Regions from separate parts of the Homo sapiens genome. Here region 1 is linked to region 2. Evidence: read pairs that join two places in POLR2A ChIA-PET (ENCODE). Cell type or tissue: Panc1. All regions are shown on one strand. Each heading gives the region's core, and the rest is flanking DNA. Links, peaks and the distances in the headings are about the cores only.

Region 1 (9,252 bases), core at 730-8,729, 470 kb before region 2:
CTCGGGAGACTGAGGCAGGAGAATCATTTGAACCCGGGAGGCGGAGGTTGCAGTGAGCCAAGATCACACCACTGCACTCCAGCCTGGGTGACAGAGCAAGACTCCGTCTCAAAAAAAAAAAAAAAAAAAAAAAAAAAGAATAGTTGCAGGGGTCTTGCAGGAGCTAAGAAATACCTGCCTCACAGGGGTAATTACGGAAGCATTTCTCCTGTGGCTTACCTGGCAACCATTGCCCTAGAGTTGACAACTGCCAGAGTGCATGAATTGGCAGGGAAATGAAGCTGTTCTTTAGCTACCAACTCTTTCACTAACTGCTTCTATTCTGAAAGTGTTTAGCAAGGCTTTTGTGCCTGTATTCATCCAGCTCCTGGCTTTGATGCTTTCTAGAATCCACACTACCCCTCCTCTCTGATTATCTAGATGTTAAATCATCCTTAGGAGCCACTTCAAACCCATTTCACACACAACACCTTTACTTACTCCTCTAATCTGTATTGCTCTCTTCTCCAGACCCCTGTAGCACTTAATGGTTTATGTTAGTTTTTCTGAAAGTATGTTCTATTGAAGCTCTGAGGAGTGTTAATGTTGTCATATGCAAAAAAGGCTCTGTGGCCAAGTAAGTTTGGGAAACCTAGAAGCAAGGCTAGGAAGATGGATTTATTCAAAGCCCTCTGGGAAGGCTTGTTTTGCTGTTAGGAAGGTGCATCTCCTAAGGGTAGAATAAAGTATTCTTGCAGTCTTTCTATTTTAGTGTTTCCCAAAGTATATTTAAGGCCAAGGTAGGTCTATACCACTCATGTTTATGTTTAGTCTTATTATGGTGGTGCTTATCTGGAAGACAGGGTAGTGATGCTGTCGTGTTGTGTACTTGTTCTTTCTCCCGCTGCTGCATATAATTTTTCAAGGGCTTTTTTATTTTTTTCATGACTCCTTTAGTGCTCAGCACATAATAGCAATCAAGCTGTTATTGGATATCTGAACAATGTTGAAGCAAAAGTAAACTTGGCATTGTTATTTTGTTATCTGTGAGTTGTTTGACCTGATATAAATTCTAGGTATCAGTTTAGGTCAGTCAGGAGCGCTTTTCTTTCCCTGTGCATTTCTCTGTGCTCATATGATACAGCCCTGATGTTAGCTTTTCAAAAAGGACTTTGTTATCTCTGTGTGTTTCCACTAGGTGATACTATCAACCAAAGCACCCTGCCCTCACAGCAGAACCGTTTCCCAGACTACCTTGAAGCCATTCCTGGGACAAATGTGGACCTTGGAACACTGGAAGGAGATGGAATGAACATAGAAGGAGAGGAGCTGATGCCAAGTCTGCAGGAAGCTTTGAGTTCTGACATCCTTAATGACATGGAGTCTGTTTTGGCTGCCACCAAGCTAGATAAAGAAAGCTTTCTTACATGGTTATAGAGCCCTCAGGCAGACTGAATTCTAAATCTGTGAAGGATCTAAGGAGACACATGCACCGGAAATTTCCATAAGCCAGTTGCAGTTTTCAGGCTAATACAGAAAAAGATGAACAAACGTCCAGCAAGATACTTTAATCCTCTATTTTGCTCTTCCTTGTCCATTGCTGCTGTTAATGTATTGCTGACCTCTTTCACAGTTGGCTCTAAAGAATCAAAAGAAAAAAACTTTTTATTTCTTTTGCTATTAAAACTACTGTTCATTTTGGGGGCTGGGGGAAGTGAGCCTGTTTGGATGATGGATGCCATTCCTTTTGCCCAGTTAAATGTTCACCAATCATTTTAACTAAATACTCAGACTTAGAAGTCAGATGCTTCATGTCACAGCATTTAGTTTGTTCAACAGTTGTTTCTTCAGCTTCCTTTGTCCAGTGGAAAAACATGATTTACTGGTCTGACAAGCCAAAAATGTTATATCTGATATTAAATACTTAATGCTGATTTGAAGAGATAGCTGAAACCAAGGCTGAAGACTGTTTTACTTTCAGTATTTTCTTTTCCTCCTAGTGCTATCATTAGTCACATAATGACCTTGATTTTATTTTAGGAGCTTATAAGGCATGAGACAATTTCCATATAAATATATTAATTATTGCCACATACTCTAATATAGATTTTGGTGGATAATTTTGTGGGTGTGCATTTTGTTCTGTTTTGTTGGGTTTTTTGTTTTTTTTGTTTTTGGCAGGGTCGGTGGGGGGGTTGGTTGGTTGGTTGGTTTTGTCGGAACCTAGGCAAATGACCATATTAGTGAATCTGTTAATAGTTGTAGCTTGGGATGGTTATTGTAGTTGTTTTGGTAAAATCTTCATTTCCTGGTTTTTTTTACCACCTTATTTAAATCTCGATTATCTGCTCTCTCTTTTATATACATACACACACCCAAACATAACATTTATAATAGTGTGGTAGTGGAATGTATCCTTTTTTAGGTTTCCCTGCTTTCCAGTTAATTTTTAAAATGGTAGCGCTTTGTATGCATTTAGAATACATGACTAGTAGTTTATATTTCACTGGTAGTTTAAATCTGGTTGGGGCAGTCTGCAGATGTTTGAAGTAGTTTAGTGTTCTAGAAAGAGCTATTACTGTGGATAGTGCCTAGGGGAGTGCTCCACGCCCTCTGGGCATACGGTAGATATTATCTGATGAATTGGAAAGGAGCAAACCAGAAATGGCTTTATTTTCTCCCTTGGACTAATTTTTAAGTCTCGATTGGAATTCAGTGAGTAGGTTCATAATGTGCATGACAGAAATAAGCTTTATAGTGGTTTACCTTCATTTAGCTTTGGAAGTTTTCTTTGCCTTAGTTTTGGAAGTAAATTCTAGTTTGTAGTTCTCATTTGTAATGAACACATTAACGACTAGATTAAAATATTGCCTTCAAGATTGTTCTTACTTACAAGACTTGCTCCTACTTCTATGCTGAAAATTGACCCTGGATAGAATACTATAAGGTTTTGAGTTAGCTGGAAAAGTGATCAGATTAATAAATGTATATTGGTAGTTGAATTTAGCAAAGAAATAGAGATAATCATGATTATACCTTTATTTTTACAGGAAGAGATGATGTAACTAGAGTATGTGTCTACAGGAGTAATAATGGTTTCCAAAGAGTATTTTTTAAAGGAACAAAACGAGCATGAATTAACTCTTCAATATAAGCTATGAAGTAATAGTTGGTTGTGAATTAAAGTGGCACCAGCTAGCACCTCTGTGTTTTAAGGGTCTTTCAATGTTTCTAGAATAAGCCCTTATTTTCAAGGGTTCATAACAGGCATAAAATCTCTTCTCCTGGCAAAAGCTGCTATGAAAAGCCTCAGCTTGGGAAGATAGATTTTTTTCCCCCCAATTACAAAATCTAAGTATTTTGGCCCTTCAATTTGGAGGAGGGCAAAAGTTGGAAGTAAGAAGTTTTATTTTAAGTACTTTCAGTGCTCAAAAAAATGCAATCACTGTGTTGTATATAATAGTTCATAGGTTGATCACTCATAATAATTGACTCTAAGGCTTTTATTAAGAAAACAGCAGAAAGATTAAATCTTGAATTAAGTCTGGGGGGAAATGGCCACTGCAGATGGAGTTTTAGAGTAGTAATGAAATTCTACCTAGAATGCAAAATTGGGTATATGAATTACATAGCATGTTGTTGGGATTTTTTTTAATGTGCAGAAGATCAAAGCTACTTGGAAGGAGTGCCTATAATTTGCCAGTAGCCACAGATTAAGATTATATCTTATATATCAGCAGATTAGCTTTAGCTTAGGGGGAGGGTGGGAAAGTTTGGGGGGGGGGTTGTGAAGATTTAGGGGGACCTTGATAGAGAACTTTATAAACTTCTTTCTCTTTAATAAAGACTTGTCTTACACCGTGCTGCCATTAAAGGCAGCTGTTCTAGAGTTTCAGTCACCTAAGTACACCCACAAAACAATATGAATATGGAGATCTTCCTTTACCCCTCAACTTTAATTTGCCCAGTTATACCTCAGTGTTGTAGCAGTACTGTGATACCTGGCACAGTGCTTTGATCTTACGATGCCCTCTGTACTGACCTGAAGGAGACCTAAGAGTCCTTTCCCTTTTTGAGTTTGAATCATAGCCTTGATGTGGTCTCTTGTTTTATGTCCTTGTTCCTAATGTAAAAGTGCTTAACTGCTTCTTGGTTGTATTGGGTAGCATTGGGATAAGATTTTAACTGGGTATTCTTGAATTGCTTTTACAATAAACCAATTTTATAATCTTTAAATTTATCAACTTTTTACATTTGTGTTATTTTCAGTCAGGGCTTCTTAGATCTACTTATGGTTGATGGAGCACATTGATTTGGAGTTTCAGATCTTCCAAAGCACTATTTGTTGTAATAACTTTTCTAAATGTAGTGCCTTTAAAGGAAAAATGAACACAGGGAAGTGACTTTGCTACAAATAATGTTGCTGTGTTAAGTATTCATATTAAATACATGCCTTCTATATGGAACATGGCAGAAAGACTGAAAAATAACAGTAATTAATTGTGTAATTCAGAATTCATACCAATCAGTGTTGAAACTCAAACATTGCAAAAGTGGGTGGCAATATTCAGTGCTTAACACTTTTCTAGCGTTGGTACATCTGAGAAATGAGTGCTCAGGTGGATTTTATCCTCGCAAGCATGTTGTTATAAGAATTGTGGGTGTGCCTATCATAACAATTGTTTTCTGTATCTTGAAAAAGTATTCTCCACATTTTAAATGTTTTATATTAGAGAATTCTTTAATGCACACTTGTCAAATATATATATATAGTACCAATGTTACCTTTTTATTTTTTGTTTTAGATGTAAGAGCATGCTCATATGTTAGGTACTTACATAAATTGTTACATTATTTTTTCTTATGTAATACCTTTTTGTTTGTTTATGTGGTTCAAATATATTCTTTCCTTAAACTCTTCTTTGTTGTTTTTAACAATTGATATTTGAAACTTTTTTTTTTTTTGGCTTCTTACTGGTCTTCCAATAGAACAAGAACTGGCAATAAAAGGTGATTACAGTAGTAACTGGGAAGACAAGTTAAACTTAAGTTTCGTTGTGCTTTAAGTTAGGCTTGACATTTGGAACTTTTGAAGTATGGATATATAATTCTTTTAACTTTGTGTTCTTACTCTTCACATACACCATCCTCATCCGTGGTAGTGTCTAAGCAGAACTGCGTCTGCTTGATTCTTAAATGACTTCACTACATGTGACGGCACAGAGGACACTGAGAACATAAGAACATGGCACTGTCTTTCAGAATGGCCTTTGGTTTTACTTCTTTAATATATTCTCTCAGGCCAGGCGTGGTGGCTCACGCCTGTAATCCCAGCACTTTGGGAAGCCAAGGCAGGCGGATTACCTGAGGTTGGGAGTTCAAGACCAGCCTGACCAACATGGAGAAACCCCGTCTCTACTAAAAATACAAAATTAGCTGGGCGTGGTGTCGCATGCCTGTAATCCCAGCTACTCGGGAGGCTGAGAATATATATATATTCTGTTCTATTTTGGAGGTCATGAGAGAATATTATATATTAGTAAAAAGCATTACTTACTGGCTTATAAATAAAAACATTCACAAATTGAAGTGGTAGGTCCTGACCTTTGAATAAGAAGTAGATTTGAGTATCTTTAAAGATGGCTGGACGTGGTGGCTCACGCCTGTAATTTCAGCATTGTGGGCGGAGGCTGAGGCGGACAGATCACCCGAGGTCAGGAGTTCGACAGCAGCCTAGTCAACATGGTGAAACCCCATCTGTACTAAAAATACAAAAATTAGCTGGGCATGGTGGTGCATGCTTGCAATCCCAGCTACTTGAGAGGCTGAGGTGGGAGGATCACTTGAACCCGTAAGGCAGAGGCTGCGGTAAGCCAAGACCACGCCACTACACTCCAGCCTGCGTGACAGAGCGAGACTCCATCTCAGAAAAAAAAAAAAAAAAGATTGATTTCTGTGTTTGCGTGTATAATAGCTTCAATTATTGACACATCTATTTTGGTGAGGCAAATCTGAAAATGCTTCATATTTTACAATATATAATTTCTTTATGTTAGAACACTAATTTCGTGTAGCTTGAAATTGATTATTTCCTTTTTGTAGTTCAGATATAGTGGTGGTACATCTTGGCTCAAAACCATACCTTGTGTCTGTAGACACTGTGCTTGTTGCTCCACGGTGGTACACTTTTTGTCAGATGGTGTGAAGCCCAGTAATGTGAATCTGCCTTCATTCTGGATCTCTGAACCAGAATTGTACCATCTTTAGTTAACTCTGAGTTTAACAGAATACTCAGAAAAATGTATTTAGATTTGGGAATAGCCTCTAACGAGAACAAGGAGGAACATTCCAAATACTTGAGAAGTATAGTAGTCATACTTAAAACATGATTTACATAATGTTTTTCTTAGACCCCAAATTAAAGTTCAACAGCTCAGTAAGTGAATTGCTCAGCTGCAATAAGCAAGAAAACAGTCTTCCAGAGGGAGGGGGAGGGGGAGAGAGATCAGTAACTACTAGTGAAAGGAAACCTAGGTGACTACTGCAGAAGTGATCGGTAGACTGGGGGTTTTGTTTAATTCCCCAACCCCGATTTCCATTTCTTGACAGCTGAGGTTACAAAAGAAAGGCAGCCCCAAGGAGCTGATGATGTTTTCTTACCTTCTCTAATGGCAGCCAGACTCTCCCTGCTTCTGTAATCATCAGTTTTACTGACAGAAAACCTGGCTTTATTGCGGGTAAATTCCTGGCTCCGGGGTTCCACATGTGCTAACGCTGTTGGAATCAACAGTAGCTCTGGCAGGATGTCTGCCATGTCATCCCTATTCAACTTTAAACTGTTGGCACTTAGTCTTTTTTAGCCATGAGAACTTTGTGATAAATCTTTTTTGATTTAAAGCTTAACTACTAAATTAAAATTCAGATGAGAAGTCGGTGACATTTAGTACTACAGTTTTTCCAAGTCACACATAAAATATGTTTTGCTACCTTGAACACAAAAAGCTCTGACATAGGTAAAATGGATAATTTCTTAACCATAAACATAGCCTTAATACTGCCACAAATGAAAACAGTTGCAGAATCAAGACATGAGCAAAACAAAATGACACTGAAAAGGTATTCTGAATTAAAGTCTGCCGTATTTTAACAAAAAACAAAACTCCCAAAGTGACCTGACTTACAAGCTGCTATGATCCTGTTAGAAACAAAAAACCTAGTATCTTTGCCACTGAAAGCAATTATTTGGAGACCTCTTAGCAAAGGGTCTACTTCTGTAAAATTTTTGAACACCTAGTCTAGTTAACTTAAAAACAAACTTTAACTGTTAAAGAAACAAGAACTAGAGGTACTGTAACTTTGTGAAATTGGTATTGGTTTGCACTCAGTTAGTGGACAGGGCTTGATTTTTTTGTAAAAGGAACTTGTAAAAACTTCTTAGGGTTGTGACATACCTTTCCCCACGTTTCCTTACATCTTGTCCCAGGTATATTTTTGTGGAATTATAGTTCCCACGACCTTCATAGAATCTATATAAAATATGAGTTAAACTTCACATTTGGTTGTAATTTTACTTGGGATATTATTAGAAGCCACATCTCAGTTCTTTTTTTTTTTTTTTTTCTTTTTTTGAGACGGGGTCTCGCTCTGTCACCCAGGCTGGAGTGCAGTGCCGCAATGTCAGCTCACAGCAACCTCCACTTCCTGGGCTCAAGCAGTTCTCGTGCCTCAGCCTCCCAAGCAGCTTGCGCCACCCACCCAGCTAATTTTTGTATTTTTTGTAGAGACGTGGGGTTTCACCATGTTGTCCAGGCTGGTCTCAAACTCCTGAGCTCAAGTAATCAATCTGCCCACCTCCACCTTCCAAAGTGCTGGGATTACAGGCCTGAGCCACCACGCCGTGCCCCACATCTCAGTTCCTTTTAAAGCATTTGTTCTGTTTCAAATCGGGTTTTTATGTTACAGTGGATTTACACAATTAAAATGATAGCATATCTGGCAAACTTGAACTAATTTTCTCAAGGATCTGGATTAAATGGCAGGATCTGAGAGAAAATCTCCTGTCTATCAGTGCTATCACCAAGAGCTACTGAAGCCAGCTACTCAAAGCTGAGCTTCACTAGTGATGCAGCCATTGGGAAACCTAGCTAAAGACACTTCCTCCTCCTTCAGGGAACCTCTCAGCAACTTGTATTTGGCACTTTTTTCTACTGAATAAGAGGTAAAGCCTGGCACGGTGGCTCACGCCTGTAATCCCAGCAATTTGGGAGGCCAAGGCAGGCAGGTTACCTGAGGTCAGGAGTTCAGGACCAGCCTGGACAACATGGTGAGACCCCGTATCTACTAAAAATACAAAAATTCGTTGGCTGCGGTGGCAGGCAGCTGTAATTCCAGCAACTGGGGAGGCTGAGGCACGGAGAATTGCTTGAACCCAGGAGGCGGAGGTTGCAGTGAGCTGAGATCGCGCCACTGCATTCCAGCCTGGGCAACAGAGCGAGACTCTGTCTCAGGGGGAAAAAAAAAAAAGGAAGAGGAGGTAAACACATCTGCAGGCAGAGTTCAGCAGAGGCATCTGCCTCATGGGCTGTAGCCCAGTGGATTCTAAATGATACTAGGATCACAACTAGATAAGACTGATCACTTGGATGACCGTGAATTAAGACCTTAGATTTTATAAGAGATACAATGGCTCATATTCAGGGACAGCCAGACTGTTAGGTAATTTGAAGTCACACCACAAAAACCACATGTGCATCATCTTCCAAAAGGAGGCCATTTGCTGAGGTGTTTTGTCTCTGAGCACTAGTAAGTCTGTTGAGCCCTGTAAAATAATCCCAAATGGGACTGCCCAGTGAAGAATGTGGACTTGAGATTTAGTTGTTCTTTTACAGTCCAAATCATTGAAAGACAGCATAGCTTTTCTGTATTCTAGGCCAAAGGAATTTCTGTGGAATTCTGCTATGGGAGTTTCAGAAAACCAGCCTAAGCCCATTTAGTGTCATTCAGAAAACAGCTGATGCTTCATTGAGGGGCAGCGGGCGGGGATGGGGGTGACGGGTGCTTAACAGCCAACTCACAGCTCACCTTCGAGGCCACATCTTTATCTGGAATGCAGTGGCAAACCCTACCCCAAATTCAGGATGTTGCTGAGGAAATTTTCCACTGATTTGAGCTAAAACTTTGACTAAATCCCTATCAGTCTTCCAAAATCACTGAAGAAAAATTCTCAATACCTGAACATCTCCAGTGTTCTCATAGTTTTGTTGTTCTATCCTG
Region 2 (9,252 bases), core at 384-8,383:
CTTGGTTGAGGACTGTATTTATCTCTTGCCTTGCTCAAGCGAGCCTTACCGATGTGGAACCCAGATACATCGGACTTAAAAAAAAATAACTTACCCCACATGTCCCCCTTGGCAGAGGGCTTAAAGCAGTATGGGTAAGAGGAACTGCTACTTAGCATTGGATTTAAGAGACAAAAGGATAGTGAAATCTTTGATCTCTGCCTCTAGCTATGAAAGTAAAGCCTGGCTGAGCAAGGGGAGTCATTCTGATTTTGGCAAGTGCTAGGATATTTCCTGTAACTGTTTGGTGAAACACACCCGCAGTGTCTTCAGACTAATACCAAAGAAATATTGAAACATGTCTCAGCAGAAGATACACAACAGACATGGTTCATTCCTTTCCTCTCTTGCTTGGGTGACAATGTTATCTTACCTCCTTCAATTTCTTGTCTGCTTGTGATGCTAAGTCATGTGGCAATGGCAGCAGCCAATCCCAGATTTTGCCTGCTGCTGCCTGAACCTCAGCCAGTACTGACTTTCGCCCTTTTCACTGGCACTTGGAAAAACAGTTGCATCACCTGTTCTGACTGAGCAGTGAGTGGCCATGGACCATTTTGTGTGACAGACTTTTAGTTTCACAGAAAGTGCAAAGCTGATCTAGACCGATTATCTGGAGATACATGGTCGGGAATGATCTGTGTCCTTGTATACTATCCATCAGGACCACTACAACCTGTGCTTTCCTGTGACTCTGGAAGCTAGACACCAGACCCAAGGTAACTATTGCCAATGACAGAACAAAAGAATGGGGGACCCAAAAATCTATTGAGCTTGCTCTTTTCTTTGAGGCCTACATTGCTACCTGTTAATATAGTACAGTTTGATATTTTTGTCAGAACAGTAGTAAAACACCTTGAATGCCAGGCAGACCCATTGAGAAAAATAAAATAAACTTACTTGGTTTGAAGAAATAAGTCAAATATAAGGATTAAGGTCTGATTCCTTTGCAGCTGGGCAAGAGTTAGAAGAGGAAGTTCATGCTTTGAATTAGAGCCTCTATGGGCTATGAATCCATATACTGTCCTTTAATTGCTAACTCAAAATTACCACCTCCCTAGAGTCTTCTTTCAATCCTCAAGCAACAGATGACTTCTGCCACTGGTACAACACAAAACATCTTCTGCCTTATATGGCAGGTATGTGGGCTGGCCTTGTGTACCACACAGGATCATGAACCTCTGAAGGCTTACACTTTTCTAGTACAACTTTGGGGTCCATAGGACACCTTGTATAGTTCCGGGCACACAGTGGCCCCTCAGACATTATGGGTGTATGAATGAATGTATAAATAATGAAGACTGCTCTGATCATAGTAGAAGTAGCCACTTTATGAGGGTGTATTGAACACTTCCATCAAGGTCATCTTGGAATATGGAAAATTGTGGGGACATTGGGAACTTTACAGTTAAAAAGCAGCTAGTTACAAAGCTATTCTTTTCAGGGATTCTTTAGAATAATAAGATTTTGTTCATAAAGAAAATTAGACTCACCTGCTCCATCCTTGGTCCAGTTTTCATCCTCATCAAAATGAGTGTCACCACCCAGACCCGGACCAGGAGGAAAGGCATGGCCAAGCACTCCCAAGGGACCATCAAAATAGCGAGGACACCGACCATGGACTGAGATACAATTTATGCGAGGAAAAAAGATCAGCTTCCTCAAATCTCCTGAGATAAAAATAGCTTTGCTCTCTGTTGAAAACCTTACCTCGAGTCCTAAAGGCAATCATGATGTCTGCAATCCCCTTTGAAATCTTGGTGAATTTTAGTGGAGTGACTTTGCTCCACACTTCTAAACCTTCTTGGATAGCCTCATCCACAGCAGCTCGTGCCATATCCGGAGTATAGTTTATTATTCTTAAAAATTAACAAAAATATGTCAATTTCTGGCTTATTCATGCATGAATATACACACATAACTACAAAAAACATTTCTAGCTTATCAATAATGTGCTGCAGTAACTTTGGTGTGGTGCAATTATCTTACAGTTGCATTAGCACTTTATTTAAATGAAATACTCTTACATATACTATAGAATTAAATTCCTTTATCTTCCCTATGAATCAGTAGTATTAACACTTCAACAAAGGAGGCTGAAAGAGGTTAAATGACTTCACTAAGATCACATCCCAAGACAGCATTTATCTCATGTACGTGTTGGCTTGTATATGAAAGTATTATAAAGACATTCTTAAAAAGAACTGAGAATCATTTTTTTGAATGGCTTGTAGAAATCAGTCTTGTGCATGTACCATATATTAAGAACTTTTTTTTTTTTGAGACAGAGTCTCGCTCTGTCCCCCAGGCTGGAGTGCAGTGGCGCGACCTCGGCTCACTGCAACCTCTGCCTCCCAGGTTCAAGTGATTCTCATGCCTCAGCCTCCTGAGTAGCTGGGACTACAGGCGCGTGCCACCAGGCCCAGCTAATTTTTGTGTTTTTTAGTAGAGATGGGGTTTTGCCACGTTTGCCAGGCTGGTCTCAAACTCCTGAACTCAGGTGATCCGTCTGCCTCAGCCTCCCAAAGTGCTGGGATTACAGGCATGAGCCACCACACCCAGTCCATATATTAAGAATCTTACATGAGAACCACAAGAATTGCTCAGGAAAAGATTTTTCTCGTTTATGTTGCCTATCTTGCTAAATTCATTTTTATCTCAAGTCCTAGCACTCAGTAAGATGAAAGAAGAACTATCAGAAAGGCTGTAGAGTGATGGTCAAGGTGACTGTCTCTGTCTCAGATCAAAGGCATACCTCATCCTCTTCCTGCCAATGAGTCAGCCTGCCCCCTTTTCCTTGAGATGTCTGAGGGAAACACCCTACTTTGCTCTGAGGGGCTCATCTGAGATTTGGCAACTCTCTCTCTCACACACACATGTCTCTGACATAAACTGGTTGTGTTCCAGGGTCTCCCCATTTTCTCTTGGGCACCCTTCATTCATGCTGTCAAGTATCTGCAGTCAGATGACAGTATTTGTTGGGAGCTTATATGATGGTGGCAGAGGCTAGAGATGAGAGCATGTCTGCTGGAGCCAGTAAGAGCTGTGTAACCTCAGCCACGGTAAATAAACTTTTGTTTCAGTTTCTCTGTATTTAAGATGGTGGTAGCAGCAGAGCCTACAGCACAGGTTTGTTGGGAAGATACCGTAAATGGAGCCTAAGATGTGCTGTGCACACAGGAAGTGCTCAGTCAATTGAATGAATATTATTCTGTTCCTTGGAAATTATCTTTATGTTCCTTTGGATTAGGCGGAAATAAGCTGGCAGAAGCATTACCTGTAGGTGAGGTTGTATTTTCTCCACCCAGGGAGGGTGTAGCCATACTGGCCCACATCAGGCACCCCACACCTGGGTGTCTTCATGATCTCAAGGGTGTTTGAGTCCAGTTTTCCAGTCACTGTCAATCCAAAAAATGCTTGCATTTCCCGAATTTTGTCATCTATGAGACTCCTATTCTTGCTTTGAACAAGATGATTCCCTTCTATTTCAAGAGAGTAGAACTGGTTGAGATATGCCTGACCAAAAAGATAAGAAAAAAAAAAAAGAGGCACAGACTACAGGAGAGCAAATCTCCATCTCAGGATAAAGCAAAATTGCCTAAAATTCCTTCTGGCAATAGGAAAGGGGAAAAAAAAGAAGTAATGAGAGAAAGTGAGGAGTGAAGGAGGAAAGAAGAAAGGAAGGACACAAAGAGGAAAATAACGAGTCACCCTGCTCTTTCAATTTCCAAGACTTGGTTGACTTATGAGTGACCAGAATTAGCCAAAGCACGCAGCTCTTAAACCTCCACAGAAGAGAATGAAGCTTCGTCTGTCTGTTGAATGATGACCTATCTTACATATTTTTGCTGTTACTTTCATTTTGGTGTTTCTTTGAAACAAGTTCTAGGATAAATAAGTGATTATCCATTTTGCACATGTATTTGCTTTAACCAAAAATAAAAAGTTAACTGAACTGATTTTTAGAGGGAATCTGTAAAGCAATGTATTTTTTTTCATACATATAGGGATTAGGGCTCCAAATTGTAGATTGGGTCCTCCTGGTTGTCTTGAAATGCTTTTATAGTGATCTCCATACCTTGCAGGGCTCTCTCCTTTCTCCTCGCACTAAACATCCCTTCATTTGTGACCATTGCTAAAAGTTATAGCAGATCCTTTCCCCCTCCCTGTGCCAGCCCTCCTCCCCAACACAATTTCCTGATATCGTCAGAGATAGACAAATGAAAAGCAGTTCCTTCTCACAAAAAAGTTCAGGACTCTTTTGCAGGAATGTGTTTTCTTTTTAGGTCCCAAGAGAATCAATAAAATAAGCTTTTTATCAATAGTCATCGATATCATTTATTAAGACAGTACCTGAGCCAGTTGCATATTTTCTTCATTTTCCGTCATCCGGACTAAGGGAAATGCAGAAGAAAATGTTATAAAGAACAAAAACAGAAGCAGAAGGCGCTTCATTCCTCTCTTTCTTCAGCTGAAGCCGGTTCTGTTAGCACAGAATTTAGAAAATAATAGTGAGACGTGGCATGAATTGGCTTGTATCATCATTTAATTAATAACAGAAAGGGACACTTGCCATAAAGTGTGTCATGATTTGCTTTTTTTTTTTTTTTTTTTTGACTGAGCTGATTTTGTAATCTTGGCCTGCAATTGTTTAGTAAACACAGTTAGTGCTTATTACTGAATTGAATATACTGGGAAGTGAGCCTCCAAGTTATTTTTTTTTCCTTGCAAAGTTTTCTTTTGAAGGCAATCTCAGAATATCTTGGTAGGATGTTATCATAAAAAGACAAATGAATCAGGAGTCAGATTACCCTTATTAACTAAGATAAACTTCAAATGTTTATTGAATTCCTACTGTTTGCCTGCCCCTGTGAATGCAATCTTGTTGGAGAATTCAGACACATACAGAAATTAATGTAGGACAAAAAGGAGGCAAGTGGGCAAATACACAGTGCAGATTGTAAAGACTAAGAAGGGCCAAAGGCAGATCATTGCTTATGAGTGTGGCCTTGAGGTTTTATGCAAGTTAAATACAGCCTGCACTGGGGCTTGCACTAGGGCTTGCTCTGGGTTTTGGAGAATGTGTAGAATTTGGATTTACAGAGGAAGGAAGAAGAAGTATGAGTGCAAAGAGGCCATGGGAAGGAGGTAACACAGCAGAAATAAGCTGCAGGAAATCTGGCCTGACTGGAACAAAATACATATGTAGACAGCTATGGAAGATGGGATGGAGGGTCTCATGGACAAGACAGCTGACTGGGAAGATGAAGAGTCATAGAGGTCATGGATGATGAAGGCCAAAATTAACATCAGAAGTGAGAATATAGTTAGTGAGAGCCTTTTGGATTAATTTCAATATATTCTTCTTTACTTGGGCTACTTTTAGATGAAGGAACAGTCTTAGTTACAGCAATGTCCTCCCTCACTTGTCCTCCCCTTTTCTTCTACCAATTATTAAAATTTTCTTCCCTTTCTTCCCAAATGTTAACTCCTCAATCGATACACCTTTCTAAATCTTCCTTGTCCATATCCTAAACAAAATTTATATGGCATAGCTGAGGAACTTATAGGATCTAAGTAGATACATACTTCCTTTGCATTTAAAGCTCATCCCAGTTATAAATCTTGTTTCAGAAATATTATTATTTACTGTTTTAATATATGTATATAGTTTAAATTGTTTAATTGGCCTCTGGAGCAATGGGATGAAGGGGAGAAGGCAGACATGATCAGGATTTGTGTTATAATGGTATTAAGTACAAGTATGCTAAGTACAAGTATGCTCATTGTATTGTTCTTTTGTGTTTTTTAAACTCTAAAATATTTCAGAACAAAATTTAAAAAAAAATAGAGTTACCAGAAAAAGGGAAGTCAAATGGTGCTATCTTGTTGTAACGAAAAAGCATCTCTCTGCCCTAACCTTTCGCTCCTTCAAGTCCTGCTCCCCAAAGGTAACTTCTTTAAATTATTTTTATAGCTTTTTATCTTTATGTTTAACTCCACATTTGTAAATAACGTGCTTATGCTACTATTTCTCGAGTTTTCAAAGTTAAATGTTATTATTAACATCTTCCTATGGAAAAGAAGGACTTAACACTCCTTCTGCTTTCCTAATTTGGTTATAGGAATGTTTAAGCCCGTAATCAGCGTTCATACAATTATGACCATGAAAATATTATTCACAAGAGAATCACGTAGTATACTATGATTACATATCCTTTTCTTTTTTTTCCCTTTTTTTTTGAGACGGACTCTCGCTCTGTCACCCAGGCTGGAGTGCATTGGCACAATCTCGGCTCACTGCGACATTTGCCTCCCGGGTTCAAGCAATTCTCCTGCCTCAGCCTCCCATGTAGCTGAGACTACAGGCATGCACCACCATGCCTGGCTAATTTTTGTATTTTTAGTAGAGATGGGGTTTCACCATGTTGACCAGGCTGGTCTTGAACTCCTGACCTCAGGTGATCCACCCCCCTCAGCCTCCCAAAGTGCTGGGATTACAGGTGTGAGCCACCATGCCTGGCCTTACATCTCCTTTCTTGTATAGCCTTTTTTCTCCGCAGTTGATAGTTGAATTGATTTTTATATGCTAATTCTTTACCAAATTCTTCCATAGAACTCTTAAACTCTCTCAGAATAACCAAACATGACAGGAAATATAGCAGCAGTTTTTTTCCCTTGAACTCATCCCTCTGAGACCCCTTGCTTGCCTTCTCCAGTCTGGGTCTGTTGTAGAACTGTCATCCTCTCATTAACCAGAAAACTTGTATTGTGTCTCTGTGTTAGATCTCTGGCTACTGGGTTTCACTTCTACCTATGTCTTGATTTACTCCCTTGTTTTGATGCAACATGTCTCTCAGGAGTTTTCTAAGAAAGAATATAAGGAAAATAAATATTCTGATTTTTTTCATACCTAAGAATGCCCTTTATTTCATCCTCACACTTGATTGGTGTATGACTGGATACAGAATTTCAGTCTAAAATAAATTTGCCTGAGAACTTTGAAGGATAATGAAGATTCCATTATTTTCCAGACTCTAGTGCTGCTGTTGAAAAGTTTTATACTCTGATTCTTGATGTTTTTCTTTTGAAAGGTTTTGGAAATCTTCTCTTTACCTAGATATTTATAAATTTTATAGTTATGCTCTTGATGTAGGTCTTTTGTATTAACATTTTTGGACAGTAAGTGGACCTTTTTTTCATGGAAACTTCAATTTAAGGTAACTTTCCAATATAGTTTTGGTTATAATTTCTTCCTATTCATTTTCTCCTTTTCTACCCATTCATTTTCTCTTCTTTCTTTCCATATCTGTTGGACCTCCTAGATTGAGTCTTTATGCTTCTAATATATCCTATTTTCTACCAACTTAACTTTCCAGCCCACCGATTGTTAATTTCAGCTAAGACATTTAATTTCCAAGAACTCTTTCCAGTTCTGAGTATTCTTTTACATTTTTAAGCTTTTTTTTTGCATTTCATTAGTGTTTTTGGACATAAAATATGTCTTATTTATTTATTTAAATAAATTACTAAATAATTAATAATACATAATTCATAACTAAATAAATAAGAAATTATTAAATAAATAAGACATATTTTACATCCAAAATTATATTCTTATATTTAATTCTTATATTTATTTATTTGTTTGTTTAAATAAACAAAAGAAGGCATACTCTGTCACCCAAGCTCGAATGCGGTGACACAGTCATGACTCACTGCAGCCTCAAACTCCTGGGTTCGAGTGATCCTCCTGCCACAGCCTCCCGAGTAGCTGGGACTATAGTTGCATGCCACCATGCCCAGCTAATATTTTTATTTTTATTTTTTTGTAGGGACAAGGTCTCACTATGTTGCCCAGGCTGGTCTTGAATGCTGAGCCTCAAGCAGTCCTTCTGCCTCAGCCTTCCAAAAGTGTTGGGATTACAGGCACAAACCACTGTACCCAGTCTCTTCTTATTTTTAAAGAATGTTAATGTTAAGTATACTTTAGTTTATTTCGACATTTTCTTTTGCTCCTACAATTGTCTCTAGTTCCTCAAAGTCTCTCCTTTGGTCTCTGTTTTTCACACTGCAATCTTTTCAAAAATATTTGGTGACTTTGTGTTGTGCAATCTGCTTAAGAATGAGAGGCAAGAAAGCAGACTGGAAGCTCTCATGTGTAGAGGCAGGGATGGTGAATTGATGACCTTCACTGCAGGGAGGTGGGGCACTTCCCACACCCTTCATGTGATGTATTAGTCAGGATGAGATTTGGTTGAATGTAACACAAAAACCCAAAATAACAGATGCTTAGTTAAATAAAAATGTATTTTTGCCTCACATTAAAAAAAAGTGCCCAGATTTGGAAGCCTAGGGTTTGTTTGACAGCTCCATATCATCAAGGGTAGGCAACATCTACCTTGCTACACCACTCTGTCAGTACAATGCCTCATGAGTCAGCTGCCTTCTCAACCTCTAGCCATTACATCTGCATTACAGGCAGAAAGAAGGAGGAAGGCAGAGAAAAAGTAATTTTCCAGTCCCTTTCCAGAAGCCCCACACAACATTCTGCTTACACATTTTGGCTAGAAATAAACACATGGCCATATCCAGCTGTAAGCCTAGCTGTAAGCAAGGCTACAAAATATGACGCATTGCTACCTCAAATGAAATTGGAGTCTCACTGCAGAAGAAGTGTAGACTGAAGGTTAAGATAGGTCATTAGCAGCCCTGCCACACTGAGATTTCTCCAGTGTTGGTATCTGTAATTTCTTTTTTTTCTGAGGCTGGTAAGTTACTCCAGAGAAAGCTCATCCAATTTCCCATCATTTAAATCTCCAAGGAACAAAGCTGTAGGAGATTCTTCTGATGTCCTCTGCCACATACCCACAGCATTAATTTAGTTGCACAAGGGGTGGACTGGTTTGTGTAACTCACTTTGCTCTGACAAAGTGCAAAAGTAATTGTGGTTACTTTTGCACCAACCTAATACAACTTTAAGCACAGACTGTGTGTCTTTTTGCTTTCTTCCCAGAGCATTGAGATGCCATCAAGCCTTCCAGGTCAGCATGACAGTACAGCCTGGAAGTGTAAAGAAGTTAACACTCTCAGGGAACATCCTCATCCAATGGGGAATGGAAACTGAAGGATGAATGTTCCAGCCTCCTGCTCACTGGAGATGTGAACGACTGGAAGCTGGTCTGCAGGCTTCTCAGAGGCCCCTGGTGGAATTGA

Evidence for each region. Peaks named below come from ENCODE experiments on the same cell type or tissue, not always from the same donor. Only the 100,000 strongest peaks of a DNase experiment are listed, where the experiment ranks them.
Region 1: POLR2A ChIA-PET joins it to region 2 with 14 read pairs; 2 of 35 experiments call an interaction of 5 or more read pairs at or near these places.

What each region holds. Positions count from the first base shown.
Region 1 is chr11:102,228,525-102,237,776 of GRCh38, forward strand. It overlaps YAP1 (Yes1 associated transcriptional regulator), which reads left to right. Exons shown (of 9, transcript NM_001130145.3): 9 at 1,178-4,900. The coding sequence ends at 1,416. Among named protein-coding and RNA genes, the nearest start is that of BIRC3, 84 kb to the right of the region's middle. In Panc1, for the core only: no CTCF peak of the experiment used is centred there; no DNase peak of the experiment used is centred there; H3K27ac peaks cover 1,279 bases.
Region 2 is chr11:102,701,224-102,710,475 of GRCh38, forward strand. MMP27 (matrix metallopeptidase 27) reads right to left here and starts at 4,546. Exons shown (of 10, transcript NM_022122.3): 1 at 4,390-4,546; 2 at 3,314-3,552; 3 at 1,747-1,895; 4 at 1,530-1,658. The coding sequence starts at 4,491. In Panc1, for the core only: no CTCF peak of the experiment used is centred there; no DNase peak of the experiment used is centred there.